Regions from separate parts of the Homo sapiens genome. Here region 1 is linked to region 2. A link is an interaction called in ENCODE POLR2A ChIA-PET data of the cell type or tissue named here. Cell type or tissue: MCF 10A. All regions are shown on one strand. Links, peaks and the distances in the headings refer to the core of each region. The heading gives the core; the rest is flanking DNA.

Evidence for each region. Peaks named below come from ENCODE experiments on the same cell type or tissue, not always from the same donor. Only the 100,000 strongest peaks of a DNase experiment are listed, where the experiment ranks them.
Region 1: POLR2A ChIA-PET joins it to region 2 with 5 read pairs; 2 of 35 experiments call an interaction of 5 or more read pairs at or near these places.

Annotation. Positions count from the first base shown.
Region 1 is chr12:99,915,542-99,918,453 of GRCh38, reverse strand. The region is part of intron 1 of ANKS1B (ankyrin repeat and sterile alpha motif domain containing 1B); the gene reads left to right. Among named protein-coding and RNA genes, the nearest start is that of ANKS1B, 68 kb to the left of the region's middle. In MCF 10A, for the core only: no CTCF peak of the experiment used is centred there; a DNase peak (open chromatin) is centred at 1,693.
Region 2 is chr12:100,029,548-100,032,472 of GRCh38, reverse strand. No RefSeq gene overlaps it. Among named protein-coding and RNA genes, the nearest start is that of ANKS1B, 46 kb to the right of the region's middle. In MCF 10A, for the core only: no CTCF peak of the experiment used is centred there; no DNase peak of the experiment used is centred there.

The sequences.
Region 1 (2,912 bases), core at 413-2,912, 110 kb after region 2:
CAGATTCTCTTTTAAATCAGGCACCAAAATAAAGGGTTTGGGTGAAAGTAATTTACTCTCTGGTGAAAGTGTTCCACTCATAGGGGTTAAGGTATCACATCCCACAGAGTCTGAAGTTGAGAGAACGGGAAGTACAAATTACCCAACTTGGCTACTGAGGATGGACAAATTTCCCAAGTGGGTTAAGTGGTGAGTGCTGCCAATTCTACTTCTACCCCTTAGTTCCCACACCCATGCTAAGGGGACAGAACATCGTGTAATGATCATTGGTTTGACTCATCTACTGCGCTGTAGAGCAGCAGTTCCAACCTTTTTGGCACCAGAGACTGCTTTTGTGGAAGTCAATTTTTCCATGGACAGAGGTGGGAGGCTGGGATGGGGAGAGTGGTTGGTTTCAGGATGAAATTGTTCTGCCTTAGGCATTAGATTCTCATAAGGAGCATGCAACCTAGAGCCCTTGCATGCATAGTTCACAGTAGAGTTCACCTCCTATGAGAATCTAATGCCACTCCTGATCTGTCAAGAGACAGCGCTCAGGCGATAATGCTTGCTTCCTTGCTGCTCACCTCCTGCTGTGCAGCCTGGTTCCTCACAGGCCATGGAGAGTTACCTCTCTGCAGGCTGGAGATTGGGGACCTCTGTTTAAGAGGATGGGGCACCAATCCTTTAGACAGTTATTCTAAAGCTGAGCCTTTTGGCCATCAGCTTGATGGAATGCTAGTGGTTCATCAGCTTGATGGAGTGCTAGAATGGCCATAAAAGGTGAGACTGGTGGATCCTATGCTAGTAAATATGACCTGGCAGAGGCAAAAAAGGCAAAAGCATGTTTGAATAACCATCAGGCCCATTGAGGATGAATTGCTGTGCCTTCCAAGGTGGAAAGGAATTTGATGTAATCAACCTGCCACAAATGTCTGATTGGCTTTTTTGAGGGATGGTTCTGTATTGAGGGGCCACTTTGGGCCAGTACTTATTGGTCAGACATTCAGCACTGTCAATAGCTAGATTACCCTTGGTGAGAGGGAGTATATGCTTTTATGCCCATGCATAGCCTCCATCCCTGACATTATGGCTAGTCAGTTTCCATGTCCACTGTGCAACCATTGTGATGGCTGAGGACAAAGATTGGCTGACATTCATTGGATGGGTCATCTTTTCCATCTGGTTGTTCAATGCTGCCTCTACTATAGATGCTTTGTTAGGTATTCACACCTATAGGGTCATCCACATGCCTCCTTCTCAGACCTCCTTGTATCTGATCATGAAGTATTGCTTCTTCCAGGCATCTGATCAATTAGCAGAACCACTAGCCCCTGCCCAACAATTGATATTGTTCTCACCTCAAACCACTTCTTTCTTCATGTAAAGTTATGAAGCTCTGCCTGATGGATTTCCTTTCACCACTGTCCTTTAGAACAGTGCTACTCAAACTGATCATGTGAAGGAACTATATATGGGTTTGTTTTCAGTTCAACATGAGTGATCTTTTTGTAAAATATAAAACTACAGTTATTACAGCAATGTCAAATTGCTCTAATGTTTCCAAATATGTACTCTCACTTTTAATAATTATTTTGTCGACTTACAAAAATAAATTTATGAATTGGCACTAGTCTATGGATTACACTTTGAGTAACATTGCAGTAGTTCATCCTTGCCTTGGGCTATAGTGTGACAGTAGTTTTCCTCTTGCACCAACGTATTTAGCTGACTCATCCATGAGCCGTATGGTTTTTTTGCAGGAAGCATTCTGAGGGTGGCACAAATTGTTATTCCACCTGGCCAAAATATTCTTTCTGATTTATTATTTGGGCCAGGGACAGAGCAGAAGTGATACCAGGGGCTTTCTTTGTCCCTTTCTATTATAATGGCTCTTGTTTCATAGTTCAGAGAACCAGTGTTTGGATTCTAGCTGCTTCTAAGTATATCCATCTCAATTATGTACTCAGGGACCAGGTACGTGACCAGTTGGTGGGTCTGGAGACCCATTGGGCTGATGGTGAGATGGACTTGAGTCAGGGCTCCATTTATTATCTGGCTTCCAAATGCTCTTACTCTAACTGGGAGACCACAAAGCTATTTTGGATACCCTGGTATAAGTGTCAGCTTAGAGCCTATATCCAATAGCCCTGAAAGGTTTGGGTATTCCACTTTCACCAGTGTATATACTGGCATATGGTGCCATATACTCTGTTATATGGCAGCACTTCCCCTTAAAGAATTATTGGAGAAACATTAGCTCTTTCGCTCAAGAGGACTTAGCCTCCCCTTGATGGGCTCTGGGTCTGAGAACTGCCTTAGATCCAGAAAAGGAACATCGATCTTCTGTTTAGTTCTTGGTCTTCTTTGCAAATATAAATAAAAAATTAACCTTATTAACTACTTGTCATAGGTTGAATTGTGTAATGAGTAACCATGAGATCATACTGGGGTAGGTTGTGCCCCTAATCCAATGTGGCTGGTATTCTTATCAAAAAGAAAATATTGACACAGAAATGTACACAAGGAGAATGTCATGTGAAGATGAAGGCAGAGATTGGGGTGATGCTTCTATAAGTTAATGAACGCAACAGAATGCCAGAAAACCACCAGAAGATAGGAGAGAGTCATGGAACAGATTCACCCAGCCCTTAAAAGGAACCAACAATGTCTTGATCTTGGACTTCTGGCCTTCAAAACTGTGAGACGGTAAATTTCTCTTGTTTAAGTCACTTAGTTCGTGACAGCAGCCCTAGCAACAAATACATTACCCATCTCTTTTGCTTCTATAAACAAAATGGCTAATGACTTATCAACCATTGCCACAGACCCCTGCAGGTCAAGCTCTCTGGTTACTGCTCTGACCTTACTACCTTTAATGGCGTGCATTCACCTTGCTTCTGATGGCTAAGTGCCACCTCTGATGCCTGTTA
Region 2 (2,925 bases), core at 117-2,616:
CACTAGATTGTAAACTCCATGAGGACCGGAATTTTGTTTCTGTCATTGTCATTGTTCAACTTTGTATTTTTTATGCCTCATACAGTGCCTGGCACATAGTAGGTGCTCAATTAACTTTATTGAAAGAATAAAATGAATGGATGAGGTATCAAGGATGTTTTTCAGATATCAAATTCTTCCTTTCAGTTTGATTGAAGGGAGATGAAACACAGAAAACTAGTTGCTGGTAGTTATTAAAAGGGGGGCAAACTTCTTGAATCCAAAGGAGAAAAAAAGATGGGAGGGTGGAATGGGAATATTTGCCATACTGTGGGCTTCTGGATTTTGAATATGTGAACTTACAGTTGATTTATCACAAAACAAAATTAGCATATCACTTAATGGTACTACAATGCCAGAATGTCATCTGGCTTTGATTGTAACATATGATGTGGCTGTTGCGATCTGCCAATATTCTCAGCTAAACAGATGGAAGTAAGTCCAAAAGAGTAGTGGGTGAAGTAGTTTCTCCTTGGGAAATTGACTAATACTCAGAATTAATTTCAGCTGTGCCTAATTCCTTACGGTCCAAACAATCTCCTTTTAGTCTGTACTTTGAAGTGCTATAGAAAGTAAATTTTGTTTCAATTTTCCTTTTAGAATATATAAATACCAAAAGGTAGAGATACACAGTATGTAGAAGCAGTAGTGTTTTTAAAATGCAAATTTCATTAAATTATAATACTTGATTTTTTTTTTTTTTGAGACAGGATCTTGCTCTGTCACCCAGGCTGGAGTGTAGTGGCACAATCATAACTCACTGTAGCTTCCAGCTTCCAGCTCAAGCAATCCTCCCCCGTCAGCGTCCCATGTAGCTGGGCCTACAGGTGTGTGCCACCACACCCAGCTATTTTTTTTTTTCTTTGTAGAGATGGAGTCTCACTCTGTTGCCCAAGCTGGTCTTGAACCCCTGCCTCCCAAAATGGTGGGATTTCAGGCATAAGCCACCATGCCCAGCCAATACTTGATACTTTTTTTTTTGTTTGTTAGGTGGAGTCTTGCTCTGTCACCCAGGCTGGAGTACAATGGCACAGTCTCGGCTCACTGCAACCTTTGCCTCCCAGGTTCAAGCAGTTCTCCTGCCTCAGCCTCCCAAGTAGCTGGGACTACAGGTGCACGCCACCACACCCAGCTCATTTTTTTTTTGTATTTTTAGGCGAGAGGGTTTCACCATGTTGGCCAGGCTGGTTTTGAACTTCTGACCTCAGGTGATCCGCCTGCCTCAGCCTCCCAAAGTACTAGGATTACAGGCGTGAGCCACCACTCCCAGCCACTTAATACATTTTTAATTTTTGGGTTCTTAAGATCGATTTTTTGAGATGTAAAAAATGAAAGCGTGAAACAATGTAAGCATGATGATTTTTTATAAACCATTAGATGTTAGACAATAATTGTAAATTTTAAAGAAATTCATGTGAATGTTAAAATACTGAAATTTAGCATATATGTTGTCAACAGTATTGTTACAATCTTAGCAGGTTTGAGAATTTGAAACCTTTTAGGGAAGCATATTAAAAAATACAAACTCAATGTTTTTCCTGCTATATATATAGTATTATAAATTATGCACAATAAATTTTTGGTCCCAGAAAAAACACATCACTTAATAAAAATAGTAATCTGGGTTTTTTTTTAATTCTGAAATCATTTAGACAGAAAGGTAATATTATATAACTTATAAGTTAGTTTTTATTTTCAACATGCTGTCATTAACAAAAAAATTTGTTATTTACAAACTATACTATTTGAATGGTAAGTGAAATTTCTTGTATTATTTTAAAATTTATTGGTTAATTTATTGACCCAGTTTACCTGAATTTCTCATATTAATTCTTCATTGTGTTTAGGAATACTTGAGCATTATGAAGGATAGGAAAGTATATAGCGAAGTGATGAACCTTTCTTGCAACCATTCAGCAGAAGCATTTTGATTTATATGACAAGAACTCAAATACTCAAAATGTCATCAAGAATGATAATTTTTTTGAAGAAAAATAGACATGCAAATAAATGTTTAAGAAAAAGATGGCCAGGCATGGTTGTTCACACCTGTAATCCCAGCACTTTGGGAGGCTGAGGCGGGTGGATCACTTGAGGTCAGGAGTTCATGACCAGCCTGGCCAACATGGTGAAACCCCGTCTCTACTAAAAATACAAAAATTAGCCGGTCATGGTGGTGCTCATCTGTAGTCCCCGCTACTTGGGAGGTTGAGGCAGGAGAATTGCTTGAACCTGGGAGGCAGAGGCTGCAGTGAGCCAAGGTCGCACCACTGCACTCCAGCCTGGGCGACACAGCGAGACTCTGTCTCAAAAAAAAAAAAGAAAAAAAAAATCAGAAGTGTCTAGGCCGGCACGGTGGCTCACACCTGTAATCACAGCACTTTGGGAAGTCGAGGCAGGTGGATCATTTGAGGTGAGGAGTGTGAGACCAGCCTGGTCAACATGGTGAAACCCTGTCTCTACTAAAAATACAAAAAAATGAGCTGGGCGTGGTGGCACACACCTGTAATCCCAGCTACTTGGGAGGCTGAAGCACGAGAATTGCTTGAACCTGGGAGGCAGAGGTTGCAGTGAGCTGAGATCATGCCACTGCACTCTAGCCTAGGTGACAGAGTGAGAAGTTGTCTCAAAAAAAAAAAAAAGTATCACTGAAGGATATGGGTAAAATAAATGTATAGGGGTATGATGAAAGTCCATCCTTCATAATATTTAAAATCACTCCAAGCCCGGGCTCGGTGGCTCATGCCTATAATCCCAGCACTTTGGGAGGCTGAGGCAGGCGGATCTCCTGAGGTCAGGAGTTTGAGACCTGCCTGGTCAACATGGTGAAACCCTCTCTCTACTAAAAATAGAAAAAATTAGCTGAATGTGGTGGTGAGGGACCTG